Linked DNA regions of Homo sapiens: regions 1 and 3 are each linked to region 2. Evidence: chromatin loops called from intact Hi-C (ENCODE). Cell type or tissue: IMR-90. All regions are shown on one strand. Each heading gives the region's core, and the rest is flanking DNA. Links, peaks and the distances in the headings are about the cores only.

Region 1 (10,931 bases), core at 2,821-7,820, 270 kb before region 2:
GTATCACATCCGAGTCCATAGCAGTTTGCCAGTTGAACACAGAGGCAGAGAGTCTTGCGTACTCATACTTATGAGTATGAGAAGGACCAGTAGTAAGCTTCTGATTTTTCCATCCAGAGTGTAACCATTTGGAAAATATAAGCAAGAGACAGAAGTTGAATCACAGCTTTTCTACAAAAATAGACACCTACTCCCTGTTCAATTACACTCTGTGAAATGCCCTTTAATTTAAGATGCTCCCATTTTTGCTGCTATTTTTTAAAAATAAAAGCTCATTATTTGAAGCACCATTAACCTTCAGCACCATTGACATAAATATGGTGCACTCTCCATATTAAACACAACTTTTCAGCAGCTGGAGGACTGACCATAAGCAGGACATTGAGGATGTGACCACAGTGAGATACATAGCCAGGTGGTGACCCAGAGGCTGTGATGTGGGGAGATTTTTGGAGGGATGGATGAGGAAAGAAGGGAGCAAAATCATTTCTGATTAGGAAGGCTCTTTGCTTTAGTTAACCATTATAGAAGCAGGAATATCTGTTGTTTCAGAAGCATTAGTGTCAACCCAAGTGTTCCCATCACACAATAACATGTATGTCATAGGGAGTCACTTAGTCAGGACTTGTTGAATTGAATGGAATGGGAAGAACGTGGGTAATGGGAATCTACTTTATCTAATAGCTGCAGAGTTAATTTTAGCAGATGTTCTGAATTCCTCTCAAAGAAGTAAATGACTTGGATATTTTTCTTCTGTGGATTCCCTAGCCCAAGACTGTAATTACAGTGAGACCATAGAGGCCATTGTTTAGGTGACTGTGTGGTTTGGAGGTGCCCCCTCCACAACACACCCTCTACTCCCCATGAGAACCCATTCATAAACATGAAGTCTGACTGAAATTCCAGTATCCCAGATTTATTTCTCCTGATAAAGGCATTGAGGCTTCAGTAATTGACTATTTATATATAACCATTCTGAAAGTCCTAAGACTCAAACCAATTGTTGGATTAGGCCTCAGAATCTTGGTACAATTTAGTAACTTAGAACTGCATTTCAATACAACATCTCACTGAGATCTGGGAAACTAAGATGGATCTTTTTTGACTGGTGAGGGGTGGTGATGGTCATGGGAGTGCAGGCAGTAAAGATCAATCCCAAAGCATGGAGCATTGCTGAGAAGAGCAGGAGGAATGGCAACTCCGAGCAGCTATAGGTCTAGAGGTTGGGAAGTAGTAGAGAGCAGAAGTGATATTGAGAGGTAAGAGCAAGATGAAGAAACAGAAATACTAAAATGACCAGCAGATAGGGAAAATATAATGAACTAGGTTAAACAAAGTCTGGATTTTCCATTGGTATGGACTAATTAATATCCTACTACCATGAATGTTTTTGACACAGTACATTTTCTGAATTCAAATCATTGCTGATATTAATTCAATTCAACAAATATTTAGTGCATATTTAGAGTGTGTTACACACTGTGCCAGGTACAGGTATACCATAGTGACAGAGCCCCTAATGCAGCTTACAGTCTGGTGAAGATTTTCTGTAATTGCAATCAGTGTAATAGAATGTAAGATGGTGGGTAGTCAATTGTGTAAAGGAGCATGGAGTAGGTGCCTAATCCAGTCTTTAATAGGGAAAAAGAAAGCCTTTCAGAGGAATATACATCTAAGTTCATGCCTGAAGGATCAGTAGAAATATGCCACGTGGACATGGTGGGGGTGGAAAGAGAGTTCCAGGCAGAAGAAACAGCATGTACAAAAGTCCATAGGCCAAGGATGTTGGCACTTTCAAGGAACTGAAAAGCAAAGTAGTCTGGTTAGAACACACACTGCAAGACAGAAAGAATGAGAGATTAGATTGGAGAGATACGCAGGGGCCAGATCATGAAGAGTCGTGTTAGTGTACTTATACTTAATCTTAAAGGTGTAAGAAGTCAATCATTTCATAGAAGCTTTCCCAGATCACTTGGGGTCAGAAACTCAACTTATTTCTACTAGTGCCATTCCTCTGGCTAAGAGAGACTCAGTTATGTAAGGGTCATAGACACAGGCTTTCAAACCACCAAAGTGAAATACTTTTTGACCAAGTTACTTAAATAAAAGAAGTTTGTAGATTCCCTGGGAGGATCACATGACACAAGCTAGAAAGAGTTACCCAGAGAACCCAATGATGATATAGAAGATCTATCTAACCCATACATAGGAAAATGGCCTTCTGACTTGAATGCCTCTGATTCTTGACCTAGATCTTCTGCCTTTCACTCCCGTGCTCTTTCTGTAATCCCATGCTGCCTGCCCACATAGGCAATGGGCCCAACTTCGTGCACTTGGCAAAAGGTCTTACTCCATTCTCTTAATCATTGCTATCTTTACCCAGTCAACTGAACTCCAGTTAGGGTCCTCCCACCCTGCTTATTCATGCCAGGTGCCCCTTTTAATCCCATTCAATGCTTCTGGGTGGGCTTCTCTGGTTGTTCTGTCTCTGGTGAAGATGACCTACTGAATTAAAGACCTTACTTTTTTCCTTCACTTCAGATGTCCTCCTGAAAACTTAGTTTCTGCTTTGAGCTGTGGCTTATAGTAGCCCATGGGTATTGTCAACTTCCTGGAGGAGCCAGAAAGTCATCTCTCATTTGGCCGTTAATATCAGTAAGTTATGACCGTTGAGGCAGTGTGATTGGATGGAAAGCAAATGCACATTAGCAGATCTGAGCTTTAGTTCAGCTCTGCTCTGCTCTGTGGGACCTTAAGTAAGTCACTTATTTTTGCTATGTCTTTGTTTACATTTGACTAAAAGGAAATAATAGATGTGAAAGTACTCTGAAAAGTAGAAATGTTCAGGAAAGATAAAGTAATAATTAGTATAATCACCATCATCACCATCATCATTATGTACAAGCCTGACATATGCTACACAGATCATACACTCCAATACATGCATTGGCAGGTGGTTCCTCACAAGCTCTGGATGTGCCCCAGTCCCCTCCCTGCCTAGAAGCTTCCCCTGGGGAGAGATGAAATGTGATGCAGTTTATGGCAGAATGTGGGCTCATGTAATTCAGTTTCTCCACCTGGACAACTGTTCTGCTCTTTGGAGATAAGTATTTGTTTGTTGAATGGCTTATTTTATGAGTATGCTAGGCTGCCTTTCCAGGCTTTCTGACACACATTCCTCATGTGTCCCTGTCTGCCAAACTCTTCTTTTGAAGGTAGCCCCCCTATTTTTTTGTATCCACACTCCACAGGTTTGTGCAAACATCAAATATGTTTGTGTTTGCAGCATGCACAGACAATAAATACCTGTAACTGTTTTCTCTGTGTGTACTTGATAAGAAAGAGTAAATATGACCACAGTCTTTCTTCCTTGGTTGTGCTCAGAAGTGGCAATGTCAAGTCAAGGCTGGAGGCCTAGTCTAAGGCAGCTTTGATCAGCCCTGTAATAGAATCCTGGGAGGTACATTCTGACCTCAGCAAACAAGGCATGGGCTCTCTGCTACAGGGATAATAAATGATAGACAGTCACCTTTGAGGAAGCTTCTCCTGCCTGGAGCGCAGCTGAAAAGCAAGGAAGCTGTACAAAGAACTACGAATGGTCAAAATAGCTGCTACATGCCCTAAAACTCATGTCCTTTACACAGGGAAAAAAACCCACCTCTCCATCTTCACCCTATGCCAATATAGTTTAATTCTCTGAACAGTTCTAACATAATTGGCCACTTCCTTCCCCTGTAAATAGCAGATTAGAAGCAGAAAAATAGAAAGAGAACAGAGCATCAAACTTCCCCACTCCTATTGCTAGGTTATTAGTGTCAATCATGATGACAGCTGCAAGAAATGACACATGAGTTGAAACTGATAACTAAAAAGAACCAAGAAAAGAAAACTTCAACTGTTCTAGACTTTTGAGTGCTAGAGAAAATAATAATACCTGTACTAGTAGTTCCTAAAGGCATTATTGCATGAAAGCGCCACACTGTGCTTAATGATGGCATTAAGTCATCAGGAAAAAAACCACTAAATTATATTAGATATCTTCTGTTTTAAGAAGCCTAAATCTCTATCACACATTTCTTGTTTTTATACTTTTAGTTTTATAAGGAGGCAGCATGTGAAAGTAAACAATATGCTGAAACTCAAAAAATCCCAAGTTTCTTCCATTGATTGTTTTATTCATCAAATATGAATTAAGCACTCCACTATATGCCAGGCACTGGGGATCCTATGGTAAAAAAGACATAGTCCCTGTCATGGTGGAGATCACATTCTAGTGGGAGAAACTGACAAGGGAACGAGCAATTAAAACACAGAGTGATCAAGGGATTAACAGGGTGCTGAGAGACCACACAGGAAGGGACACTTAACCTGGACATTCAGGGAAGACTTCCTGCAGGATATGATGTCTAAGTTAATAAGTTATCCAGACAAAACTAAGTTGGATTGAGGAGTTCTACGCATAGAGCATATCATGTATTCTAGTCTGAAAATGAAAAATAATTTGGCATGATGGTGAAAAGGCTAGTAGTTTGGTGGTAAGGGAAATATAAACAAATGCCAGTTAACTGGTTAAGATGTTGGACATTTTTCACGAAGACAATGGGATGCCATTGAAGGGTATAAACTTACTGAGTAACATGAATTAATTTTATACTTTAAAATGCTTACTCTGACTACATTGTAGAGAATAGATTAGAAGGGGCAAGACTAGAGACAGGTAGTATGGTTGGGTGGCTGTTTTAGTGATCCAGGTGAAAGAAAATGATAGCCTGGTCTAAGACAGTGGGTGTGTTAGTGAAGAGAAGGTGGATTTGAAAAATATTTTGAACACGCTGTTGACAGAACATTGTGAACGTCTGGTGAAGGAGAAAAAAGAATCAGAGATAATGCCAAATTATCTGGCACGGACACAAAGTACTAATAGATGACGGTAGTGCCATTTCCTTTGGTAGTCACTATTTAATCACAAACTAGCCTTGAAATCAAATTCATTTTCCTAAATTGTAAAATAAATGTTAACTAGATAATTGGTTCTCAATATCAGGGATTTTGACCCCCACCCCTACCCAGGGTTCTTGGGCAATGTCTGGAGACATTTTGGTTGTCACTTCTGGGAGGGGGTTACTGACATCTAGTGGACACAGGCTGGGGATGCTGCTAAACATCCGACGATGCATAGGGTAACCTTTCCCTTCAACAATGAATTATTTGGCACCAAATGTCAATAGTACCAAGGCTATAAAATCTTGGGCTAGACAACATAAAGAACTTAGACTAAATAAACTCAGAGGCCTCTTCAAAGCTTATGAACTGACAAGCTAAAGTGCTTATTTATATTTTGACACTTTAGGGGATAAGCCTTAGTGACCTGGAAGATTCTCTTTCGTGGACCACATTGATAAATGAGGTATTATTAGAATCCACCAATTAATAATAACCAGATGTTGATGTATGTGGTCCCAATAACCTAAGTCAGTTTTCAAGAGTATTGGAATGAATTGTCCACTACAAGTACTTGCAGTATGTGTGCACATGGCACTTAGAATGCATCTGCAAACTTATTCTGATCTTCCAGAGACATAGAGTGCCTCTTGCCCATATTCTTTTTGGCCAGCATGCAATGTACCTACATACACTTTGTGACAGCAAGAACATGTGAGAAATGATGAGGGCTGGTGGCAGCCCCTGCCTGAGCTATCTCCTGAAATTATCCTGGGCACCAGAAGCCCTACTTATATAGCTTTAGGCCCCATGGGTGGAACCACAGGCAGAGCCCTACAGAGTATTCACTCCAGGTAAAGATATTTTACAATCTTTTGGCATTAGGGTATAGCTTAAATTGTGATAGGTGCTACTTTCTCATTCTGTACTAAGAGACACCCTTCCTGAGGGTATGTCTCTCACCCTCAGGCTTGGACTATCCAAGGGCTTCCAAATAGTAGTGGAATTCAACCCCAGGCCATCTGTGGAAGACTATGGAGCTCCCATTCAGAATCCTTCATAACTGTCTGGGCAGTGGAGTCCTTACCTCAGGTCTTCACAGCACACAGTAGGAATTCAATAAATAAGTGCTTGTTGAATGAATGAATAAATGAATGAATGAGATCCCTATATTGGGGGGTGGAAGAATTGGGGAAAAAGGAACCCCTGAGTTTTTTAGAAGAGAAAAAGAAGACAAATCTACTTTTTATTAGCAGATATTTACAGTGCCCACTACGTGGAAGCACTATTTAAGGTGCTTAGGGGTTTTGAGCAGAGCAAATCTGACTTATGCTTTAATACGATTCCTTTGGCTAGAAGCTAGAAGACCACCTAGGAGTCTGTTGCAGTAATTGAGGCAACTACAATAGTGGCCAAAACCAGCATGGTAGAAATGAATGTGTTAAGAAATGGATAGATTCTGGGTATTTTTTGAATGCAGAGCCAGCAGGATTTCCTGATGGATTGAATGTGGCTGCAAGAGTGACTCTGAGATCAGAGACCTCCAAGGTTTTTGACTTGAGAAATAGGAAGTATGGAGTTGCCAACAGTTGACATGAGGAATGTTGTATTGGGAGTTTAGTTTTGAACTTGGTTTTAAATGTGTATTAGACATTCAACTGAAGACATCATTAAGTCAACTGGTTATGTAAATCAAGTTTGGAGAGTGGTATGGGGTGAAGATGTGAAAGTCATGAAACTAAGTAAGATTATCGAGTATGAGTGTAAAGATGGAAAAAAGAACCAAGAATTGGACCCTGGGGGCCCCAGCATTAATAGGCAAAAGCCTCTTATTTGACCAGAGACTAACCCTCTCTGCCTCTTTTTTGTGGAGTGATCATAGCAGCAGCCAACCTGCCCCCAGCAGCCTCCTGAAAGAGGACTGGGAGTTTAGAGTCTTAGTTTTCTGGACTATGTCCTATTGTGCATTCCTCTCACGGTAACAACAGTTAAATCCTCCATGTGATATTTAAACCTCAAGAGGTTACTTGGTTATACATATTTATCATTTCCTCCAGGCTAATATAATGATTGTTAATTCCAGCCAAATAAGAATCCATTCTTACAAGGGTGAGAAGACATTTTTATCTGCATAATTCATATGCAAATATTTTGAAAAGCAGTTTGAAATGCAAGCTGCCACCTGTCAGTTTGCTTTTTGCAAGGAAGGGGGAGGCACCATTGTCCCTGAATTTTGAGAAGAGCAAGGATTCGCCTTGCTCCATGCATCTTCAGCTTATTGTTCGCACGCTGAAAGGTTCATATTTTAGGTGTTATTTTAAGTAGAAGATCCACATCCAAAGTTGTTGCACAGTACTTATCATCACTGAGAAGCATTCCTCTCTTTCTTTGAGGGCACCCTTGTACACCTTCACTCCTCTTGGGGTATAGGCAGAGTTTAGAGCATTGATTTCTAATTGAGGAGTGGGAAAAAGAGAAGCAACAAATGTCAGAGCTGAAGCATTGCTCTGAGGTCATCATGTTCCCTGTCCTGCCTCCTAGATAGGACTGAACCCAGAATTAGTCCTAATTCCCTTGAAACTGTTGAGGTATATTTCATATTGGTCCTGGCTCTGCAGGGCCCAAGTGAATCAATCCTGATTTCTAAGCTCCATGACTCTGGTGACAATGGCAATTCACAAGACAGGGGTGCAGAGGTACACTTGCTTTCTAAGATAGTTTTCAGCCTGGGATGTATGTACCTTTGAGGGTACATGAAGATGTTTCAAGGGACATTTAGACATAGTTTTAAGAAAATCAATTACCAGATTCTTAATTTTCATTAGTATTATTTCTTAAAAAACATCGGTAGTTGGGGTGTCATACCAGTTCTTCTTTGGCATATCTCCTGTCAATGTCACTCTTCAATTGCTTTCTCTGCAAAAGAAAGACACACCCATCATCCATTCTAAATCTTACTATGATGCAGTCTATCCTCTCATTACTGTTACAGAATGCAGTATTCTAATGGAAGACCTGTTAAGAAAACAAATAAACTTTGGTAAGAAACATCTTTTCTAAGTTCTGCATTTACTGGTGACCCAATACTTTCTCTTCTCAAAGTTAATTTCCACAAAGTACATTAAACTGAAGTCTTACAAGCAGAACATCTACTTATATATAGAAGTAGGACAAGATGTTCCCCAAATGTGCCATCTAATGTGTAATGACTTGAACTTTAGAATATCAGCTTCATTTGATTAGGGTTAATTTCTCCTTCTCAGATATGTTCTATTTCTGTCAAATTGTTTTCAACCATAAAATAAAATTACTGACTTATCTATGTATAATAATTCTCATGTCCATCTCTCTATTCATCCATCACACCATTTAAAGGCACTTTGAAACCCTCTATATCAGAAATTAAGATTTGGCATGAAATATTTAGATCCTAATTCACAACCTGTGGGAAAAACAATAATATGCATACTTTTTATGTTTTTAAGCTTCTTCAATTTTGTCTAATTTTAGCTCCATAGACAAGGTGCCACTAAGCAAGTTACATATATAACTAATATGTTTTTAATTTTTAAAATAAATTGCTATTATTTGAGGTATAATATGCATACATAAAAGTATACAAATGATAAATGTGCATCTTAACAAATCATCACAAAGTGAACAGACCCATGTAACTAATCAAAATTAAAAAAACATTTATGGCACTGCAGAAGGCCCCTTGATTTTTCCAATCACTATCTCATTCTTCTTTCTCACTGGTAACCACTCTCCTGACTTCTAACAGCATAGATTTGTCTGGTTTGTTTTTTAATTTTTTTTTAAATTGAAGTCTACAGCATGTGTTCTAGTGTACTCAGTTTCTTTTGCTCAAAATATTTGCTTGGTTCATGTATGTTATATAGTGTAGCAGTATCCATTTATTTTCTTTGCTATATAATATCCTGTTGGATGGCTATAACACAGTTAATTAATCACTTCTACTGTTGATGGACATTACAGCTGTTTCCAGTTTTGGGCTATTACAAACAATGTTACTATGCATGCATCCTGAGGGTAAGAGCATATTCTATACCTGCCCTTGAGGATTTTTCTTCTATTCCTGTCCCAGAAGCAGTGAGTTTTTGCCTGGGCTTTGGGGGAGGAAGGACGTGTTGCCCCTCCACCAATAGCTTAACCTTCACATTGTAGGAAAGAAGGATCCTGGGAAGCAACTGAGCTTCTTGCCTATGGGCCAGCAGCAGCCAATCACATACTGCACCACTAAGGAAAAAAGTTTCTCTCCTTTCCTGCTCTTCTACTTTGCCCGCAGTCTTCTTCACAAGCACCTGGAGACTTCCCTAAAAGAGAGTTTGTGAGTGAGGCTGAGCTCTTCTTGTATCTAAAACTTTTAGTTCTCCCAAATTGAGTGTTTCACTCATACTTGCCTTTAAGAATTGGATAAAATTTTAGCTTATTTCATCTTGCCTGTATGTGTGGTGGTACCTTTTCTCTTGTGCTCTGCCAAAGATGAAAAAGTTCTATGTTGTGTCTTTCCTTGGAGACACTTGTCACTCTTTTGAGTATTTATTTGGTTGTCCTGCAACCTTAACTCTCTGACAGGCTCAAGAAAATTATTTTGTAGATTCCCCATCTTCTTCTCACTGTAAGAGTGAGAACAGTTTACTCTTGTGTCTTTCTGTATCCTAAGCATAAATGGAACTCTCAACAACGGACATTCTTGTACATATTTTCAGTGTAACTTATGTACACATTACTGTTGGGTATATACCTAGAAGTAGAATAGGTGAGCCATGTATGTATGTATACATTCAACTTTAGAGCACATTGCCAGTCTCCTAAAGTGTTTTACCAATTTACACTCCCACCAGTAGTGTATGAGAGCACCATGAACACTCAGTATCATCATCTGCTGTTGTTATTGTTTTGGCCATCCTCATAGGCACATAGTGGTAACTCATTGTGATTTAACTTGAATTTCTCTGTGAAGAACATTGTCACTTGCACCTTTTAATGTCTTGTGTGATGTTTTTCTCTAGTCGCTTGTCAGTTTTCTTTTGAGTGTTCATCTTTTTCATATTGATTTGCAGGAATTCTTTATATAACCTAGAAATGAGCTATGAAAGTTATGTGTTACAAATACTGTCCCTCACTTTGTGGCTTGTTTCTTTGCTCTCTTAATAGTATCTTTTTAAAAAGTCCAATTTATTGAAGTTTAACTTATATACAACAAGTACAATGGAATACATACAATAAAATGTACCCATTTTAACTATACTGCTCAATGAATTTTGAAATATATATATATATATGTATATATACCAGAACAATCAAGGTATAGAACATTTTTAACACTTCAAAAAATTATCTCCTGCCTCCTCAGTCAATCTCGATCCCCCACTCCTAGCTTCAGGCCAACAATGGTCTACTTTCTGTTGCTATACATTAGATCTGTCTTTTCTAGAGATTCACATCAAAGGAATTATATGGTATGTTTTGTTTCTTTATTCTTTTCTTTGTTCTTTGCTCAACACAAAGTTTTTTAGATTCATCCATGTTTTATCAGTAGTTTGTTTCTTTTTATTGATGAGTAGTTTAATGTTGACTGTTGATGCATGCTCTTCCTAATATAAATTAGGAAATTTATCAATCATTTCCTTTATTGCTAATGTTTTTGAGTTTTTTGAGTGTGAAAAATGTTTGCCTACCCTAAATTTCATGAAGATATTCTCATATTATCTTTTAGAAGCTTTACTATGTTACCTTTCACATTTAGATCAAAATATATCTAGAAGTGATTTTTGTGTCTATATTGTGATAGAGGTCAAATTTTTATATTCAATATAGATAACCAAATTATCTCACACCATTTATTGAAAATAACTACCCTTGACTCAGTGCCACCTTTGTCATAAAACAGTGCTCCAATAGTGTGGATACTCTCTATCTGCTCGATTGATCTATTTGTCTATCTTTATGGCAATACCACACAA
Region 2 (5,000 bases), core at 1-5,000:
TGGCAGAGCAGACAGGAGCCAGCTCTGAGGTGGGCCCATTGCCAAGCAACTTCATCCTCCCCAGCTTATTCCAAATCTAGTCTAGACAAGGCATCAGAACTCTCATTCTGTTTCTTCAGCTGCTTGTCAGGTCATCCCCTCATTTGAGTAGCAAGGATATTTCTATTAGGTACATGCCCCATGGGATCAGGGAAAGACTCATTTCTCTGAATGAAGAGAATAAATGCATAGCATGCCATTAGCCCAAAGCCCTAGGCAGGAAGAAAACTGACAGAGTGGTCAGCTCCAGAGTGAAGAGCTGGCTAGAAAGGCCCCAATAAACCTCACTGAAGTCAGAACCAGGTATCACTGAGCTAGGAGCCAACACTAAAGTGCTCCTATTGCCACCCCAAGTGCCTTGTGAATTCCCTCTCACAGAAATTTCTGTTAGACCTCTGAAGGCATCTAAGCCCCAGACTGCTGTCATAAAGGAAACTAAGGAGAAAGAGGGGAAATGTATCTTCCATCCACATCCCTCCCCACAACTCTACCTGTTATCTACCGGAGGAAAAAAAGAGATTATATTCATTGGCACTGTAAAAGAAAAAGAAAAAGCAGACCTTTTAAGAACTACCTTACCATTTGGAAAGCCACTGTCAGCACTCAGTTACTTCACAGAAAACTTGCATGCTGATCTGATGGCCCACTGAGGAAATCGTCTATGGAAGGGTGCAAAAGTAGGGAGCAGGTGGCAATGAGTTGCCATATTTTGCCTCTTGTTGCCTTTTAGTGAAGTCCTATGGACCATCATCCATTCCCAAATCCCATTATTTAAACTACTATTGATCCTTATTTTCATCTGACAAACATGTATTGAGTACCGACTATATGCTAGGCATTTTTAATACACAATCTCATTTAATTCTCATAACAGCCATGATTATTTCCATTTACTGCTCAGGGAACTGAGTTTCAGAAAGGTAAATGACTTGGCCCACTTATAAGTGTCAGAATTGCAATTTGACTGCCAGACCTAACTCAAAGTTCATGATTATCCATTTCAACCATGCTAGGAGAATGAAACCAAGAACACAAATTACTACAGTCCAAGTCTTGCGAGAATATACAATGCCTTCGGCCAATTACTTCACCTTTCTGGACCTCAGTTTCCTTTACTTTCAGTGGAAGGATTTACTGAAGAGAATCCTAAAAGCCCCTTCCAGATCATATTTTCTATTGTAGTATGAATATGATAAGTGCTTTAAGAGATATATTTGTAAAATACTATAGGAATATCCAGGGAAGGAGGAATTATTTGCAGCTGGGAAAATTTGAGCTCAGGTAAGCCTTTGTAGATGCTACATTTCATCTTGGCTTTAGTAGTAGGAAGTGGGCATTCTAGGCAGAGGGAGTGGTTGGCGTGAGCAAAGTTATGTGAGTGAGAAAGCACATGACATGTTTCAGAGAAAGCATAACATTCAGAGCTGTTTCCAAAAAGGAGCTATAGTTGACAAAATAATAAACTGAATCTACACCAGGAGAGGCCATGAAATCTGTCATCTTTCCTACAAGCAGTGTGAAACAATGGAAAGTTTCTGAGCAGGGAACGATACGCTAGAGCAAGGTTTCTCGACCTTGGCGCTATTGACATTTTGGGTTGGACATTTACTTGGTGTGGGGGCAGGGGCAGGGGGCGGTTTTCCTGTACACTGTAACACCCTGGCTTCTACCCACTATATGTCTATAGCAACTTATTCTTCCTCCCCACCAAGTTGTGAAAACCAAAAATGTCACCAGACATTGCCAGATGTCCCCCGGTATGAGGGGAGGTTGCTTTCTATTGAGAACCACTAAGTTAGAGGTATTGCCTGGAAATATTAACCTGAAAGGTCTGTGTCAAATAGATTGGAGGCAAATGGAGGATATAGACAGAGAGAGTTACCAGAGGTCACGGACACTGCTACACATCCAACAATACATAAAAGAGTTCTCCACAACAAAAAATGATCTGGCCAAAAAGTGTCGATATTGTCTACGTTGAGCAATCCTCATGTAGACAAACACCAGATATTTATACTTTAAATTCTATTCAAAATAAATCTTGATGACTAAAAGATTAGCCCAACAGAATGGAATTTCCTCCCTTAAGAACGGCCATGCATGGTTCCTTCTTGACCTGGGAAGCAGACTGGGACTGAGGCATGGTCAGTCTTGAGCATTCTAGTATGTTACCCCATGGAAGGCAAGGGAAGCTCAAGGGGAGAGATCTCACAAGGTATTGAGGAGGAAGCACTGATTCCCTGGGAGTAAGGAGACAGGATAAATATTTGAATAAATGTTTTAACTCCACCAGGTCTCAGCTCTTTAACCCTTAAAATGTGGAAAAATAATTAAGTACCTGGCTAAAGACGTCACATTAAGACCAGATGCGTCCTTAAAGTCCCTTGAGAAACACCAAACTAACTGCTTCCTTGCCTTCAGATTAAATGCACTGACTCTACTTCCACGCTAGAATTGTTTAAAAGTCTGTGTCCTTAGAAGATACTGCAGGGAGATGACATCACACCTAGAAATTTTCTCTATATCCATGCATGGGTGTCTGTGAAGAGAAGGATCGGTGGCAGGATAGGGGGAGAAAAGAGGTTCTAACTGCAAATGAGCTTTATGCAAAGCTTCTGGATGAGCCCTGAGATAAGCCTATTCCTTTTTGTGCTCTTCTGTATCATTTCTAACACTCTATCTGTGAGTCACTGAATTCCAGTGTTGAATTTGCTGTGACAGAATCTCTCATACAAGTTATTAAATCATCACTCAGCAGTGGGCCTGACATTTAAATCAAGACACGTTGCTTTTATTCCAAGTTGCACATCAAATTGGATTGGAATTTGACTCTGTTTCCTTTGATTCAGCACGATGTTATGTTTTACAGCTCACTGTTTAGAGATAAATTGTCACTGGCGGCCACTTAAACTGACCACCCTCCCTAGAGCCGCAGTCCTATGCCCTTCAGGGTTGTGGTGTCTGGCTAGCTGTCAATGGGTCATGATGAGCTATGGGGAGTTAGCCCCAAACCAATGCTTGTGGTGGGATCTAGCATTGCTGTGGGCATCAAAATTATGGACCGGAGTGAGTCAGAATCTGATAGAGTGGCTCCCCCATTCAGGGAGCATGTGCAGAATGCCAGCTTAGAAGCCAAGAATGCTGGAGAGTGAATCCAAAAAAGGAGTTCTCTTTGGAGGAAGAAGGAAACAATGTTGAAAAGAAAGGGCATAAAAAGAGAATGAGGTAAGTCTGTCTTTTGAGTGAGTTGAGTCTTCTCTTTCAGAGAATCATCTGATGAAATTCCAGGCTCCTGAAAGGTTGGAGGAAGAGTCAGGGAAGCAGGGATATAGCAAGCCCATAATGACAACTAACACCTCCAAAACTGAATAGGGCTAGATGAAATGTAATGGAACCTTCAGATATATGAAGATTTAATTTCGCACAAGTGTTGCCAACAGTCATGTTCTGAGAGCTGCTACTGTAGAAGGAAAAAACAAGCATGCTAGGACCCCGGATTATGGTAAGAAGTGTTGGATATTGGTGTGGCAGGGGAGAGGCTCATGAAGATGGGGTAAGAATTGTGAAGTGGTTTGGAGTTTCAGGGTCAGGCAAGAAGGGAAAAATCCATTTGGACAATGTGAATAGTTCAAGGGTGTAGATTGTATTCCACCAGAAAGATAAGATCCAAATTCTAGGAATTATTGGAATTAGAAGACTGGAGGGTGTTTCAGGTAAGGGGCAAAGAGAACAATATTAGCATTTGTTTTTTCGTCTAATATACTCCAATAATCAGGAAGTTTAAGAGACACTGCCCTGGCCTTAGATAGGCAAAAGAAGGGAAGGAATGACACCAAGGATAGAGAAGAACCTAAAATGGGAACCTGCATATCATCCTCAACTTCACCACCCAGTGTAGAGGAGCAGGACAGATATACAGAGAAATCTGCCTGGGAGTGACCTGGGGGCCTTGATGGCTTTCACAGGCTTCCACATATCAAGCCAGGTAGCCTATAGTGGCCCTGAGGACAAAAACCTCAGCTACAGAGAAGCACCTAGGAATCCTTTGGAATTTGATAGAGTAGGGTGTGAGGGGAAGGAATAGAGAGAAATCAAAGAAGAGAAAGGGACTAAAGGAGAATCAATGGGGTGGGTGGAAGATTAGAACAATAGAGATACTAAAGGAGAGTTGATGGGGTGGGTGGAAGATTAGAACACTAGACATAGAGATCATGGCACATGGAGACTGATGGCTGGGGAGGGTTAAGCTTTTACAGACCTCTTCCTATTGAGGGTATTATTTTTTTCTGAAAATAATAAAACAAGTTCAGGAAATAATAAACAAGTTCAGGAAATAATAAACACAGTTCAGGAAAGCCAGCTGTTCTTCTCATCATTGTGGCACCATCTAAAGTCATGAAACCAGGTAACAACCCATCTCCCAAACTACCGTTTGGTACACATGGTAGGGTAAGGGAGGGGTGGTTGCTATTTGCTGACTCAATGCATTTTTGCCATGAAGACCTGAATTTTATGTTAGCAAGAAAAGTAGGGGTTTGGAAGGAGCTGGTGGTCCCATCTATTCAGAGACATACTGCTGACTTTAGGGTCTTTATAGGTAGCAACATAAAAACATTTTTAATGCAGCCAAGCTAAATGAACAGAGAACTTTCTCTGCTAGGTTCAGCAAACACAGATGAATAATCCACAAAGATAAAGCAAAGCCAACGAATTCAAGAGCAATTGCCAAACACCCTACCACCCCCACCCCGGCCCCCAGTAAAAAGACAGCCAAAGCTATGAGAACATCTCTCTTCTCACTCTCCAAGCTGGGCGTGAGTGTCAACAGCAGCCCAGATTGGAGGCCCAGAACCTACTGAAGATTCCAGAAGCCTGCCAGGCTCCTTTGCCAGAGAAGAAGAATAAAAAACAACCCACTGAAAACTTCAGTTGTTCAGGTAAATATGTTATTGTGAGTAGCC
Region 3 (10,931 bases), core at 2,978-7,977, 490 kb before region 2:
GACACATTTGTTTAATTTTTATTTTGTTTAGACTTAATAAATTCCATTACTTTGGAAATTGGTAGTTGATGTCTAATATCTTTAAAGTTTAATAACTAAGGGTTTTGGAATCTTTATCACTGGTGATTTTTTGAAAGAGAAGAGATATTATTTATTTTTATGGTTCTCTAGACATATTAGACATATACCTTTTAGGAGACAAGGAACCGGGAAGATAATCTCTTGCATTCTCTTCTGGTACTACAATATTGCCATCTGTACTTGCCAACACTAAATAAGGATGCTGAATGAAGCTGAGGGTCATATAGCCAAATCAGAGAAGATGGCAACTTGGTCTTTCATACAAATCAATAGAACTACCAAAGAGAACAAATCAAATAAAACCTTTGAAGACAAGAAAAGACCAGCACTATCACTGGGCTGCCTCATCGACTGACTTTGGGTTGTCCCCATGAGGGTGAGGAGAGCAGAGAAGGATAGGGCAGACTACATTGCATGACAGATTCCTGTCCTCAGTGTGTCTGTCTTAGTGAACTCAAAATCTCTTTCAGGCTCAACTTCATGGGAAGAAGCCACAAAATATAATCCACAGGGACTATAATCTTCCTATCCTGATGGTGGAAGGATTTAATGGGTTGATTGTTTAATTCTACCTATGATCACTTATTAATATAGGTATCTGGAACCATCTCCTTCTTCCCCAATAATTTTTTTTCCCTGATACCATGTGTAGGCAAAGATCAGAGCCTGAACAATTGCCTAGGTTGGCCATGCCCAAAGCAGGGTTCTGAGGACACTAAACAATGGCCATGGTCTAAAACAATAAATGAGTTGTCTATGTTCTAATCAGTATCCAAACCATGGAATGGGAGACTACAAAGGTGCATGGAGTTTGAAAGTCCTGTAATAGGGGTGTGTGTAACTAGGATGTGGCAGTATTTCTTGTTTAAGCTGAATGGTAGGCTATTTCATCTTCCATTTATGGCTTATGTTAGCATACAGCCAGGCACATCCTGAAGACAAAGGAGAAATTTTTTTTCTTTTTTTGAGACAGAATCTCATTCTGTCACCCAGGCTAGAGTGCACTGATGTGATCTTGGGTCACTGCAACCTCCACCTCCCGGCTTCAAGAGATTCTTCTACCTAAGCCTCCCGAGTAGCTGGGATTACAGGCATGCACCACTACACTCGGCAAATTTTTGTAGTTTTAGTAGAGAGGGGGTTTCGCCATATTGGCCAGGCTGGTTTCAAACTCCTGACCTCAAGTGATCCGCCTGCCTCGGCCTCCCAAAGTGCTGGGATTACAGACGTGAGCCACCGCACCCGGCCTGGAGAAAGTTTTAGATATTATATTGCTATTACTGAATATTTATATAGCAATAGTTAGAGCTGAAGATGTATGGTATTAGGCTGCCGTAGGATAAGTCAGTCAGTAGCTGTGACCTCTTTATGCCTTTACATGTTTTGAGGTATTAAAAAAACACTTCAAAATTACTCTCAGATGAACTTAGGCATTTTTTTTCATAGATTTTAAATAAGTAGGTCTCAAGTAAGAATAGAAAATATAAAGCAAGCTGCAGTCACCTTCCACATGATCACCTTGTGGGTTTTGCTTTTGCCATTACTATTGTTACTCTGTATTCCTGGGGATGTAGATTCAGCACTCAAGATTCGCTGTTTTCTGTCAGTTTCCTTGTTCCCAATTAGGATACAGTCATTAGAATGATTCCAGGAGGTGTCTTTATTTGCAAGGTCACATGATTAAATCTATGAGGCATCACGTTTCATCTAGATCACTGACATTAGTTTTCAATCAGAATTTTTTTTATCAGCCATTAATAAAGCAGATGAAGTTCATATAGAACAGCATTTCTTAAAGCTTGGTAAGAGGTCCACCTACTATAGAATCACCTAAAAGCCTTATTAATGTAAATTTCTAGGCTCCACTCCAGACCTGCAAAATCAGAATTTCTGGGTATGGGTCCCAGGAATCTACATTTTTAACAAACTGACCATAGATCTCTGTTGCAAGCTAACAATTTCTTAAAGCACATCTTTAGAACTAGTTTTTAAGATGTTTCCCCAGTTTTATTAAGGCATAACTGACAAATAAAAATCGTACATATCTGCAACGTAAAACATGTTTTGATAATGCATACACTGTGAAATAATTAAATCAAGATAATTAACATATTCATCACCTCACATAGAACTACTTATTTTTTATAAAGAAAAGAATCTTCTGTGTACAAATCAGTACATTTCTTGTTAATCTTAAATATTTCCAGGTATATCATCTTCTAACCTTGGATTTAACCTTAGAGTTGCATTTTGGTTCAGTGCTCATTTAATTTGCTAACATCTTCTCTTGGGGTGGGATCCCTAAAAAAAACAGCTCTGGCTGCAGTACTTCAGTGCCGTTTGGAGTCAAATTGCCTCTAGTCGCTCCTTTTAGCTCCAGCTGCTTAACTCCATTATAGTCAGAGTGGGTATATTTATTTAATCTGTTACTGCTGGTTAAAGCAGTGGTTCTTCCACTTGAGGGTGCATCATTTTCACCTGGAAGGCTCGTTAAAACACAAATTGCTGAGCCCTGTCCCCAGAGTTTCTGATTCAGTAGATCTGAGGAGGGACCACATAATTTGCATTTCTGATAGGTTCCTGAGTAATGTTACTGCATGTATGGGGATCATACTTTGAGAACCACTGAGTTCTCAAAGGAAAAAACGTAGGCTGCCTGCCTAAGATTTGGACCAGCTAAAAATGGCTCTCAAACCTGACTGCACATTGGAATCACCTAGGAAGCGTAAACAACATACTAGTGCCTGGGACTTGCTCCGGATTAATTAAATCAGAATAACTGGAAGTGAAGCCTAGGTATGAGTGTCTCTTAATATCCCCAGGTGATTCTAATGTGAATTCAATGTTACATCCCACTTTGCTAGAAGCTCCAGGCCAAACGCTCTTCTGTTCCTCCACATATCTCCCATGTAGCTGAATAACAAATGGAAAAGGTGAAAAACCCCTGCAGCCATTACTTCCTCCCTAGGACAAGTTCCCTCACTTAACTATATTGCTAAAGGCCAATCTTGATTTCTAATCCCAAATATGACCTGTTTTCAAGGCTCCTGATGCTTGATCAGGGTGACATTGTGCATCAGCATGCTCTTCCCCTCCTTCTCTGTATCTATGGTTCTACAAGTCCTTTTTTTTTCCTGTAGCAATAAGCCATTCATCATCAGACCTATTATCCTGAAGGGTTCTGTTCAGGAGCTCTTTTCCTTTAGAATGTTTGCAACAGGTGATGTTTCGAACTTCTTCATTTATAGCATCCTACTTAACTGGAGTGTGTCAAGCAAATGACACTAGTTGGAATACCTCAATTATTGTACATTCATTATGAGCACAGGAGCAATACTTTTTGATCATGATGGATCCTTCTTAATTACTCTATTTTGTAGACTGGAAAAATCATTTTGCCATGAAAAGAATATTTTCAGAGAGCTCTATCGATGCTTAATTCACCAGAGTGAATTAATGTCAGGGTGTGAGTGGGGTGGAGAACAAGTTCTTCCCTGACTTTCTCTGGACTAATCTAGAATGAAAGTTCATTTGGAAAGGGGACTTCACAGACACAGTCAAGGGGGATGTTGAGAAGGAGTCAAGTTGAGTCTCTAAGTTTCTTTTCTCTTTCTTGTATTCAACAAATATTTGCTGAGGGTCTACTGTGCAGGCACTGTTTTAGGTGCTGGGGATACAGTAGTGGACTAGGTAAAGTTTCTGCCTTTATGGCAATGACATTCTATTGGTTAGTGTGTGAGGAGGAGACATTAAAAGTGTAAACAAGTAAAAAAAGTGTCTATATAATTTTTAGTTGTGATAAGTGCTATGACGAAAAGAAGTGGGGCAATGGGATAGAGAATACACTGGGAATGGGGACAGACACTTGTTCCTTTACCTAGGGAAAAAGAAACTCTGTGAAAGTGACATCTGAACTGAGACCTGAATGATGAGAAAGAAGGAATCCCAGCAGAAGAAACAAGTGTAAATTCAAGGGACACACCCTCAAAAAAAGCCAACAAGCAAAGGAGAGAGCAGTCTCAAGCCAAATCATATATGCGCTTGTAGGCTGTGCTAAAGAGTTTGAATTTTATTACAAGTTCAATGAGAAGGCACTGTGGGATGTTTTAAGCAGAGGAATCAAATTGCTTGACTATTGATTTTAAAACGATCACTCTGGCTGCCGCATGAAGAGTGGTCTCCAGAAATGGTGGCAAGAGTGAATTCAGGGAGATCAGATTGGAGGCTGTTGTGGTAATTTAGGCCAAAGATAATGCTGGCTTAGCCTAAGATTTTAGCAATGCAGGGGGTGAGAATTAGGCAAATTTGTGAAGATTGCGAATTTTGGAGGCATAACAAGACATGCTGATGAATTGGAGATGGGATGGAAGGAAGAGAGAAAGGTGCCTGTTTTTGGTTTGAACAACTTGGGGGAAGTTGGGAGCATTTACTGAAATGAGGAACAATAGGGAAAGGAAAAAATTTGGGAGGGAAATCAGAAATTCTATTATGATCACATTTACTTTGAGATAGGCCTATAACATAGTAAAGATGCTGAGTTGGCATCGCAATTCTGGAGCCCAGGAAAGAGCTTTTGGGCTGGAGATAATACATTTATGATTTTTGAACATACGGAGATAATTTAAAATCTGAGTGAGTTAGACAGTTAGCATAGAAGAGGGAAGAGAGATCTGAAGCCCGAGCTCTGAGGCAATCCAAAGGCTAATGGTCAGGGAAATGAGGAGGAAGCAGGGAAATGAGGAGGAAGCAGGAGGTCAGTGAGGTAGGAGGACAAATCAGTGAGTGTGTTTCCCTGAAATATTAATGAATCAAGTGAATCCAGGAGGAGGGGATGGTCAATTGTGTCAGGTCATGCAGACAAGTTCTGCTGAAAGACCTGCGCTGAGAGAGTGTGATGTATGGAAAAGAATGCTGGCTTGCAACGCAGAGAACTTCAGTTTTAAGGACTAACTGGAACTACTGTATAATCATCATCATTATTATCACTATCATCATCATCATCATCATCAAAATGGTAATAGTAAGCAATATTTGTCCATATCTAGTATGTTTCAGGCATTGTGCTAAGTGTTTGCCTGCATTATTTCAATGAATCCTCCCAACAACCAGATGAGGTACACACTATTATTCTCGTTTCAGAGATGGGGGAGCTGAGTGAGGCTCGCAGATGTACAGTCCCTTGCTCCAAAGTCACACAGTGTGATCTGGGCCAAATTATTTCCCTTCTTTGAGGGAATTTCTCTCGTCTCTAAAATGAGCAAGTGAATTACTTTACTTTTTTTTTCAGCAACGATACCCTCTCATCTCAAACAAAAGTAAGTACAGAAACTCAGTTCATAAAACAGCAGAGTTGCACTGTTTCAAGCTTGAGTGTAGGATCTGTAGTCCTATCTACCGAACTGGACTTCTCTCCCCTCTTCCCCTTCTCTGCCCTGTGGCTTGCAAAGCACTCAACTGGATGGATTCTATGTGAATTTCAGCTTTTAGAATCCTAGAATTCAGATTCTCAGCTACCCCCTCCCCCTTGTGACCAAGTGCTGAAATTACAGCGTGGTTGGTCAGTGTTAGGAAATTCTGTGGCTCTGGATCACAGACCACAGAGCCACTAGTCCATATGGGACAGAGTTGTGGCCACTGCACTTCAGTGAACTGGTCACAATGTAAGCTCCTCACTGCTCCCATTTTGAAGTAAACCTCTGGGTGAATACAGCCCAATACCATACCTTAAAACAAATTGGGTTTATCTGACTGATTAAAAAAGAATCAAATGGCTCTGGCCTGGGTGTTGTGGCTCACACCTGTAATCCCAGCACTTTGGGAGGCCGAGATGGGTGGATCACTTGACGTCACGAGTTCAAGACCAGCCTGGCCAACATGGTGAAAACCCATCTTTACTAAAAAATACAAAAAATTAGCCAGGTGTGGTGGGGTGCACCTGTAATCTCAGTTACTTGGGAGGCTGAGGCAGGCTCTTCATCATCTCTTTAGGAAAACCTGTCTTTATGTAGCCTGTAAAAGTCAGACCTCCCCCTCTCTATGTGTTCCCTGAACTCTCTTCCTAACCCCACCATAGTCTTTGCCACATTGGGTGGTAATTCATCATCTGATTACAAGTCTATTTTCTCCACTAGTTGGAATCACATTCACCTTTCTGTCACATTCACCTAGCACAGGACCTGGTCAGCCAACATACATTGAATGAATAACAGACTCTCCTTTTGGGGAGAAGGTGCTTGTAAGAATGGGAAGAGCATTATTTGACAGATATCACAGGATCTTGGTGCTTCCTGCTCATTTGCTGTTCAGTGGAATATTTTGTCTCTGGAAACTTGCTCTGTACAGTGATGTGAACTTGGGATTCCTTCAAACCTATTAACATGCCACAACCAAGCAGAAATACGTGTTCCTCTTCTCCCAATGTGATCTAACTGCCATGTGACTGAGTGCAAAAAAAAAAAAAAAAAATCTGGGTTTGATCTCAGAGCTCCAGCTATGCTAATGGAATGAAATACAGGCAATAGCCTGCAAGGGAGAACACTGATATTTGTTCTGATATGCTTCAGGGGATGGAGCAGGGCCACAATTTAATTCCTGACAGTTCAGAGGCCTTATGTAGTTGGAAACTGAAAATACTCACTGAAAATGCCAAGTAATGTCAAGTCTGAGGAGTTTGACCTACTGGTCAGAATGGAAACCTCAGATAAAGATACATATCCTCCCTTCACCTGCAGCAGCACAATAAGGCAGAGAGAACAGAGTCTCTGTATACTTTTGACCTGGGTTTGAAACCCAGTTCTGAATAGTTCTAGGCATGAGACTTTTTGATAGTTACTCGATTTCTCTGAGTGTTACTTTCCTCTTCTATAAAATGAGAATAATAATATCTATCTTGATAAGTTAGTGTGAGAATTTTGCGTGGTTGTATAAAGGGCCTGGCACATAGTAACTTCTCAATTTGTGATAGCATAAAATAATTAAACTTCTTTTACCTGTGCCAGAAGCAGTCCTTTCGTCTCATCCCATTGATGTGTCATTTCCACTAAGGACCTCAGGTAGAGGGAGTGGGTGTTAATGGTGCCTCTAAGGACAAGGGGGGAAGGCAGTCTCCTATCCCTCAGGTATCTTAGAATCTCCTGTATCTGTCTGTATATGGAAGTATATGTATTTTCACTGGTTAAACAATTTAGTCATTTTTTTCTCCTGGAAAGAAAAGAAAACCCAGCTGATTATTACTTTAGCTTAGTGTATAAGAGGAATCATTTGCTTGTTTTCTTGTTACTTCCTTTAACAGATATTTAATAGGTGCCTGCTATGAGTGAGACCTTTTTCGAGGCACTAGGGATAGAAGAGAGACAACAGTTCTCACTTTCCTACAGCTGACAGTCTTTTTGAGGGAAATAGACAATAAAAATGATAAGTAAAATATATTATTATATGTGAGATGATGATAAGTGCTAGGAAAAGAAATAAAGCAGGAAGAGGTGATAGGAAGTATTACATCAGAAGTATCTTAAGTGACAAAGTTACAGTTTTAGATAGACCAGAGAAGGGATCACTGAGAAGGTGAGATTTGAGTAAAAGGCTGAAGGACACACAAATATCTGGGGAAGAACATTCTAGGCAGAGGGTATAGGACAAGCACAAAGGCCCTCAAGCAGGAGAATGACTGGTGCATGTACAGGGTAGCAAAGGGGCCAGCATGGCAGAAGTTGAGTAAACAACAGAAGCAATAGTAGGAACACCTTTGATATTGAACCCTTTGCTCATCATTTCCTGCTCTTGTTCATTCAGCAACTATTATCAAGTACCTACTATGTGCTAGGCATTGTGCTAGGTACTGGTATAAGGTGCAATGAATAAGGCAGATGGTGTTTCTGCCTTCATATGGAGTTTACAGTCAGTCTAGTGGGAGGAGAAAAGAATAATTACATTTCAGGTGGTGAGACATGCTAAAAAGAAAAATGAAACAAGGCAAGGGGGAAAGGGAAATCTGGGGTGAGGGTTAGTCACTATTTTAAGAAGTAAGGTGGACAGAAAAGCCCTTTCTAAGAAGGTGATATTTAAGTAGAGAAATGAAGAAAGTAAGAGAGCCAGCTTTGGGGATTTCTGGTAGACGATTGTTTCTAGATAGAGGGAGCAACCAATGACCAATATAAAGGATATTAGGCTGGAACGTGCTTGTGTGTTTTAAGAACAGTGAGGAGGCCAGTGTGGTGGGAGCAGCATGAGCCAGGTGGAGGATGGCAGAAGGTGAGGTCAGAAAAATAGTGGGTGGAAGGGGAATGCTAGCCTGTAAACCTTGTGGTCATTGTAAGGAGTTTGGCTTTTTATTTATCTGCTGAAATAAATGATGGTGATCCTCTAAGAAAATGCTTGTCTGTATTGGAGTTGGAGATTTCTTTCTCTCTGGAAAGAGCAGAGGGAATGGAGAAGACAGGAATCTTAAAGAGATTAAAAAACACGGCAGAGACCTAGGAAGTGGATCGATCTCTTTTTAATTATCCCAACCAATTGGTTCTGACTGAGATGAATTGCCGTCTCACCTGTCCAGACACAACTATTGTGAGGTCCCACTTTCCTTTCTTTTATTTTCCCTTTTCTTTGCTTTTTCTTCTTTTCTTTTTTACCCCTTCCCTTTAAATCTGCTGAAATTCAAGAGGAAAAATATACAAATGTTCAGTAATGGTGGCATGTAAGATTATGATTTTTAAAATTTTCAGAGTAAAAAATCCCATTGAAAATCTGATACAATCTATGAAATCTCTGTATTTAGAAAAGCACCTATGGACATATGCATGTGAATTGTTGCTTAGTATTTGCATAGATTCATAGACCTCCTCAGTACCCACAGCCCATCCATGGATGGAATTCCGGTTAAATAACTGTGCAAAGAGATCAGCCAGGGTTTTTGCTTTAATAGAGGCAAATGTAGGACATGGAGAACTATGAGAGGAAATAGTAGAGAACCACTACTCTCTTAGCATTAATTGAGGTTATTTTCCCACCTATCCATTTTCTCTGGACTCAGAAAAGCACTGTTTGTTTCTGCTCTTCTTGTCACTGACCATCTGGTTTACACAAGAGACTTGTAGAGGGAGATCAGGCAGGAGCTTCTGAGGATCCCTCTTTCTCTCCTTCCCATGGAAAAGAGATCTAGCCACGCTGTCTGAAATAAAGTCAAGAAACAGAGGAGTGGTCACAGTACATCAAAGAATTTAAATCTCCTCCTTTTATAACTTTTCCAAATGGAAGGATATCATTCTCAACCAGGTTCAGGCACACAAGACAGTTTCAGACTGGCTGTGAATACTGATATCAGTGCACGGTCTCACAGAGCATGGTCTCACATTGGGGATACATTTTATTTTTTGTCTAGAAGCTTCCTTTTTTGTGCATATATTTAAGCCTCTCAGCAAATATTCAATGGAAAAAGCTCAAGGCCGAGCCAAAGGCAATTATGAAGCACTTATAGAGTTGGAGACTGACAAGTGGTAATTATTTGGAGATGCTTATTTTCCTTGTCTTTCCACTCCTCTCCCCAACTCCATCCCACAACCTGGTGTGCACTAACCATTCAGTTTATATTGGCTCATTACCAAAATCTGCCTTTATCATGTCAATGTTGTGTAGAGAAATATCAGTAACAAAAACATTTGTGCTACTCCTCCAGCAATGAAGTTAGCTAGAAGTTTAATGATTTCATGTCAGTGCTGAATGTCTTTTCACTATTTCCATTCATTAGTCTCTCAGAAGAGGGAGAAAGAGATTTGATGATGTTCAGTTTGCCCTATACGTTCCCCTGGAAGTAAGGTGAGTTTAATTTATTCCTACAGTCTCACCTTTTGTCCCCTCAGCATGGAAGGCGTTCATGCTGCTTTAATCCGTTCAAAGCAATGACTAATCTAACTATTTTTCAGCAATTCTGTTTCAAGCCCTGACCCCATAGCTCCTTTGATCACAAAGTTTTCATGTTGACAGCCATGCATGTTTACAAATGGAATGCTACAGGGAAACAAAGGAAGGGGAAGTAGCCCCTGTGGGACAACACAGTTGTTCATGTGCTTATTGAGAGTCTGATTAAATTCAAAATACAAAATACCATTTGGGAGCGGGGCAGTTCTATCTGTCAGATTTCTAGGCTTCCAAGGACAAGTCAGAAATAACAACAGGATAACGTTATGATAACTTGACCGGGATACTTTCTTCTGTAGTTGAAATGTTGAAATGAGAGGGCTACCTTCAGACTAGGCCTAGGAGGAACAAGCAAAACAGCCATAGTTACCCCTAACAGCTTTGCAGGATATAGTACTACGATCTTCAGGGCTGTAAATTGGGCTGAGGTAGGAATGAAAGTTTCTAATTTTTGCACAACATTCTACGACTTGAAATGTGCCATGAAATCATTTCATTCTTGACTCCAGATTTCAGTGGTTAGTGGCTAACATAGATTTAAAGTGGACTTTGAAAAGCATTTCGGAAACTCAATGGAAGTTTGTATAGTTGGGAGCTTGGAGAATAATGATTATTCCTCACTAGACTGTAACCTCTATAATGGTGGACCTGTGTCTGTTTATGTTCACCAATGTATCCACAAGACCTAGTTGTAGTGCCTGGCCCATCATAGCTTTCTACTATATAATTATTGGATGAATGACTTACCGCCCTGATAGCAACTTGACCTTTTCTCCTCTTCTGCTCTGTCACACATTTAGGAAGGAAACTATTGTTCTCTAGATAAACACAGCTAGGTAGTAGTCCCGTTAAAGAAGTTTGGAAGAATTGGCCTCTGCCTGCTTCATGTCCTATAAACTTTCTGACATATTTTCCCAACAGGTTTATACTACCCTTTT

Evidence for each region. Peaks named below come from ENCODE experiments on the same cell type or tissue, not always from the same donor. Only the 100,000 strongest peaks of a DNase experiment are listed, where the experiment ranks them.
Region 1: a loop joins it to region 2, with 3 times the contacts of the local background. A loop is called at or near these places in 3 of 110 quality-filtered maps.
Region 3: it touches region 2 in a loop (10-fold over the local background); 3 of 110 quality-filtered maps call a loop at or near these places.

Annotation. Positions count from the first base shown.
Region 1 is chrX:112,363,452-112,374,382 of GRCh38, forward strand. The region is part of intron 3 of RTL4 (retrotransposon Gag like 4); the gene reads left to right. Among named protein-coding and RNA genes, the nearest start is that of RTL4, 290 kb to the left of the region's middle. In IMR-90, for the core only: a CTCF peak has its summit at 5,141 (motif pointing left); no DNase peak of the experiment used is centred there; H3K27me3 peaks cover 143 bases.
Region 2 is chrX:112,634,387-112,639,386 of GRCh38, forward strand. All of the region lies in intron 3 of LHFPL1 (LHFPL tetraspan subfamily member 1), which reads right to left. Among named protein-coding and RNA genes, the nearest start is that of LHFPL1, 43 kb to the right of the region's middle. In IMR-90, for the core only: no CTCF peak of the experiment used is centred there; DNase peaks (open chromatin) are centred at 2,115 and 2,925; H3K27ac peaks cover 2,586 bases.
Region 3 is chrX:112,141,800-112,152,730 of GRCh38, forward strand. The region is part of intron 2 of RTL4 (retrotransposon Gag like 4); the gene reads left to right. Among named protein-coding and RNA genes, the nearest start is that of RTL4, 64 kb to the left of the region's middle. In IMR-90, for the core only: a CTCF peak has its summit at 5,616 (motif pointing left); no DNase peak of the experiment used is centred there; H3K27me3 peaks cover 383 bases.